2 separate regions of the Homo sapiens genome follow, and region 1 is linked to region 2. The links are chromatin loops, found by intact Hi-C in ENCODE. Cell type or tissue: MCF 10A. All regions are shown on one strand. Links, peaks and the distances in the headings refer to the core of each region. The heading gives the core; the rest is flanking DNA. Region 1 overlaps LOC107986324 (a long non-coding RNA gene). Region 2 holds the start of LOC105377515 (a long non-coding RNA gene).

Evidence for each region. Peaks named below come from ENCODE experiments on the same cell type or tissue, not always from the same donor. Only the 100,000 strongest peaks of a DNase experiment are listed, where the experiment ranks them.
Region 1: it touches region 2 in a loop (8-fold over the local background); 3 of 110 quality-filtered maps call a loop at or near these places.

Annotation. Positions count from the first base shown.
Region 1 is chr4:159,945,884-159,948,705 of GRCh38, reverse strand. All of the region lies in intron 2 of LOC107986324 (a long non-coding RNA gene), which reads right to left. Among named protein-coding and RNA genes, the nearest start is that of LINC02233, 170 kb to the right of the region's middle. In MCF 10A, for the core only: a CTCF peak has its summit at 1,514 (motif pointing left); a DNase peak (open chromatin) is centred at 1,515.
Region 2 is chr4:161,251,389-161,254,210 of GRCh38, reverse strand. It overlaps LOC105377515 (a long non-coding RNA gene), which reads left to right and starts at 2,009. Exons shown (of 3, transcript XR_939409.1): 1 at 2,009-2,449. RefSeq lists a silencer at 1,417-1,466. In MCF 10A, for the core only: a CTCF peak has its summit at 1,484; no DNase peak of the experiment used is centred there.

The sequences.
Region 1 (2,822 bases), core at 286-2,785, 1.3 Mb after region 2:
AGGAATATCATTTTGCAAATGAAACATATAAATTTGAATGTGTTTCCTTTCTGTTAACCCAGGTATCATTATATTTCTTAGAAGCTTTTTACAGGCTGAAGGGAAATTGAGGTTGTATTTACTCCCAGAGGTAAAATCAACTCATTTTAGTTTCTATATTTGTATCAGGTTGACTTGAATGCCAAAAGAGATTAATGGATGGTTCTTTATCTATGGTTTTCCAGAACTGCCTCATTTTAGAAGCAAAGAGCAGTGTGAAGCATCCTTCCATTTTCTGCCCCTGCTCCATCAAAAACAGGTGGCTTTCTTAAAAATGTTCTGATTATGCCTTTCTTCACAAATATTCTCTATCAAAAACATTTGACTGACAATTAACTGCTTCTGATCATTTACCAATTTCTGTATGACCTTAGATTCAAAATAAATATCTTTGATTAAAATGACTCCAGTCCAGAAATCTCTTATTTAAATACCTGAATCAATGGGGAACACAGTGGTGTGTAGGATTTCAGATTATTATTTCACCATCCAAAAATCTGTCTTATATATGGAACAACACATCTAAATATTTAAAACATATTTGTTACTTGAAGTTTTATGATAATTAAATAAATTGAAATTTGGACAAGAATAAGAGAAGAAAATGAAATTGCACTGACCCCATTATATAAATTATAATCATGGTGTCATGAACCTTTCATTTATCTAACAAGAACTTATTAAATAGCTATTTTGTGCATAGTATTATAGTTCTCCACAAGGGAGAACAATGAAATATTTGAGGAGAACGATTTTTTTTATTTTTGCTGGTTAAATTTAGGGTGAAAGCCAAAATAGTGAAATAATTGCTTATAAATCAAAACAAAATAAGTCTTTCTTTACAAGGAAAGATAAACATTAAGTAGCACAAGATTATATTTAATTTAGCATACGCAATGCTAATCATTGTTTAGGGGTAAGCCTCATTCCTCCAGAGCCAAAAAGACCTGTAGATTATTTACTAAGTTAATCACGATGGTAACTGATAAAATGAGAAGAAAAACTATTATTTGTACTTGTTACATTGTTAGTGGTTTATGCACTCGCTCCAAATGTAATCACAGTTCCATAGCCTCCTAAATCCTAGAAGCAAGCTGTGGTCTACAATTCAAATAGATGAAGTTAATGAGTTGTGTCTTGAACCAATGAATAGAAAAAGAAAGAATTATTAGCATGTCACCATGATTGACCTGTTACTATTAGTGGAGAGGCTGAATTAACTCTAGGGTGACCTTGGCGATGTATCTACTTCCTTCCTAGAACATAATATAATGATTACCATGTCATTACCGTAATGCTGCTTTGTCATTATACAGAGACTATGGGGCATTTTTCAGTCATCAATAGAAGATGGGGTTAAAATGGGAGGGAAAAGATTCTCCTCAGAAATTTTCAAGGATAATTTTTTCCCATCAAGGAAAGCAAGTAGTTTGTAAGAAATCTGTTAATAATGCAAGAGGTTGCATAGCTCCATCTAGTGGTCAGGAACTAATTTACTGCATGAATCACCTAGTTAAGCACCTCTGTTTTTAAGACACACAGGATTTCAGCAATCATAGTTATCATCGTGTTCCTAGCTAGTACAATACAAGATAAACTTGTCATGTTAAGTAACGGTTAAATATTAGGCAAGTATGTGTCCATTTGGTAAATATTAAAATAATAGAAACATTCATTTCCAGAACTAAATTCATTTAGGAGTTATTTTGTTGACTTTATTTTAGACCTGACTTTTTGTTGCATAATTATTTCTATTAATACCATAAATTCAAATGGCATTTGGTAAAAATTTTGATAACAGAATCACATACACAGTTCTTCTTGATATTTCAGATATTAGTATTACCTCAGTCTTAAAAGTGGAATAAAATTTCAAAGGATGCTTATAACAAATTCTGGGTCTTGATCAAATTGGAATATTCATGATTATAATCCTTCTGTCAATTTTTTTCCTAAAAATAAGAATTTTGGGACCAAAATAAAATAGACCGAACATATTGGCAAGCATGATCCACTCATCCCCATCCTCATCACATATTCAAAAATTCAAGGATTCCAATTTTTAAGTTACTCATGTATCAATATTCTATAATGAAGATATTCTTTGAAAACTTGTTAATAGTCAGAAAATATTTTTAAGACATGCTATTGTTTTACTAAAAGAAAAAATATGAGTGAGTACAGAAAGTTACCGTAAGTTTTTATTTAGGCAGTAATGTGAGCTAAAGCATCTAGAGACCAGAAAGTAATCAGCCAAGAAGCACTGCATGTCCTTCAAGGGGTTATCAGGTATGGTGTCACTGATACAGTATCATGCAGTGTAGAAAGCAGAAGTAGTGTGCAACATACTAACCAGCTGCGAGGCTTCAACTGCTCAGAGATGCTACATCTGGCCTCTTAAGCAGTTTCACAGGCATCATCAATAAACCATAATCAGCATGTAATGGTTTGACAAGATCACCAACAAGAAGGACCTGGAAGCCAGCCAGTCCATCAGCACTGACAGGAGTTCACTGCGATTTAGTCCTCCTGAGCTGGACATGTTTAGAAAATGGATGACAATGAGAAGTACAAAGAGCAACTGTCAGGCAGACAGAAGTAAAGACCAACAGGAAAGGAAGTAAATGTGCCCTAATGCTTAATTGAACCCCTTAAACAAGGCTGAAGCACCCAGCCAGATTGTAGGTATGCAAAAATTCAATCAATAATTGTTTCTAGCCCATGCAAAGCAGATATACATTTCAATACGCAAAAGAGTCTTATGATGCACACTTCAAATCATA
Region 2 (2,822 bases), core at 121-2,620:
TAAGTCAGAGGCAAAAAGCCTCAAAGCGTTAGTACAGTTCAAGCCCCTTCTAATCTAGGAAGGCTCCGTAAGAAAAATTAAACCTCAGTATCCCTTACAAAAATAAAATAGGCCACTTGTCAAAGGCATTCTTTTAAGCCCTTAGGATGGCTACAGTCAGGATGACAAACACTATTTGCCAGCCTCCAGCCAATGGAAAGTCCTTAAAATCCTTCACCTAGCTTTTCACTTGGGAAAGGATAAAACTTCAATGTGCTCAGAGATTGTTTTCAGGCAGGAAGCCTCTAAATTGGTTAAGCATGTAAACTTTCTAGCTCACTTCCAACAGAAACCACCTGTATTTAACCCAGGAAATTTGGTATTAGTGTAAACTCTCATCTCTGTCTCCTCCCCTAACCCAACCTGGGAAGAGCCTTACACTGTTTTTCTTTCAACCCCCTCAGTAAAAATTACAGGAATCGACTCCTGGATACATCACCCTCAAGTCAAGCCCGAAGAGCTTGGGAGCAACCTCTGACAGCCCAGAGGAACGTCTTGAATATCAGTGTAAAAAAATAGAAGATCTTAAGCTGAAAATCATAAAAAATAAGTAACTAAGGGCTACCCATCTTACTCAGTCCCACTCCTACCTCACCAAATATTTTATTGTTTCTACCCTTTCCTCTCAAATTCACCACCAAATATTACAACTTCTTTTTAACACATATTTATAGGAGATTTTCAAATATACATAGGATCACATTTGTAACTTTTTAAATCCCCAAAGGAAAATGTTATATATTGGCAAGTAAAGTTTTAGAGAAAAATTATTTACTACGCCACTCTTGTGGGAATGATTATAGTCACGCTATTATTTGCAATAGAACTATACACTGTGGCACCTACAATGTGAAATTCTCGTTATAAAATTCTAATTGCTGTAATATTTTGCCTGATTATTATCCTTATAACAGGATTAATAATTGCAGAAAAAATTAATCCAGATTGTTTTGCTTATAGCAGAAGTAATAGTTACTGATAAGAAATAAGCATAAAAGTTTTACCATCATTAAGTTTAATAAGATTTTTTACTGAAGTTTGGCAGTATAATGCACTCTAAGCTATGAAAAAAATGTTGTAAAGAAAGAAATTTTATGTAAGGAAAAATTTTGTATGGTAAATACTTGTCCTAAAAAGAAATGACTGGTTGTTTAAAGAATGAGTATTTAAAACAAGTAAAAACGTTTAAGTATGTTGTAACAGAGTCTATACAAGTCATAAAACAATTCAATAATTAAAGAAAAGGAATTGTCAAAATTAATGCTAAAGTTATTTTAGCCACCCAATAACGTATCTCTCCCAATCATATTACAAGTTATAAAAATGGCCTAAGCCTAAGGTTATTCTCTAGTGGCAAGCCAAGGGGAAATGTATGCGTTTCTCAAGAAAAATGTTACTTTCATATTAACGTTTCTGGTAATGTACAGCAGCATCTAGTGGAGGCAAACCAGTATTGCAATCCACTGGTATAACTAACAGGTGTCAACAGGTATAACTAACTGGTATAACTAACAGTTAGACTATAACTGTCAGTTATAGTCTAAAGGACCCCTATTAATGGTGGTAATCTTAATGCTCGTATTCAAACCCTGTATTTTAAACCTTCTTGTCGAATTTATCACTTTTCACCTAGAAGTAGCCAAACTCCAAACGGTGCTGTGAGCAGAGCCACACATGGACACAGCATTATTCTGAGAACCCTTAGATAAACCTCAGAAGGCCAAACTGCTGAACCCCCTACACAACACCCCTTTTCAGCAGGAAGTAGCCAGAAAGAATCGTCATCCAACACCCCCTAACAATAATTAGACCTACTTCTCTTTGAGGGGGGAATAATACAGGAGTTATTAAGAAATTATTTTAGGCAGCTAGATGGGGTAAACGTTCTCGGTGGAAACTAAAAAAAAGTTGGCTTAAAGAGCTAGACCGGCAAACTTTGATACGCAAATGCCGGAAAATAGAAACTGGGTCTACCCAACATGGTGATTCCCACCATCTTCTCCTTGTCACCTGGTGTACCAAGTGTCATGGCTGCCCCCACGTAACGCCATGTGTTCAAAACATCATGTTGACCTGTATTTGCATATTAAAGGCTAGGGTGGGAGGGCAAGGTTTTTTCGGCTACGTGAACGACACATCCGGTCAAACCAATCCCCTGAGCCCTATGCAAACCAGACACTGCCTTCTCCAGCTTCCGGATATAATGGACTGCCTTTCCGCTGCACACAGGGTTCCTCTTTGTTCTGAGCCCCTGTCCCTCTGTCTCTGTTTTCTTCTGTCTTTCTTCTTTCTTGCCTGTTAAACTTTTTACTTCTTAACGACCACTCCACATGTGTCTGTGTCATTACTCCTAATGGCACAAAACTAAGGACTCTGGTGTTCCTGCAGTCATGGAAGCTGCATCACTATTGTGAGTGGAATGACTTTTTTTTTTTCGATTGTTAACTGTTGGTGTATGGATATAATATCTATTAGGCATATATTGTTTACAGTTTAATTCCAGTCTTTTATTATCTTTTCTGTCTTCTGCCTATTTGTTCTACCCCTTATTAAAAGGTGGATATTTGAGTCTCCAGTTATTACCGTTAAGCTATCTATGTTTTCCTTCAGTTCTCTCAGTTATTGCTTCATGCATTTTAAAGCTTTATTAGATCCTATAGGTTTGTAATTGTTGTCTCTCCCTAATATTTTGACCACTTTATCACTTAAAATGTCTTTCCTTCTCTCTAATAACATTTTTTTCTCAAATTGTATTTTTTGTTATTAATAAGCCATTCTAGGTG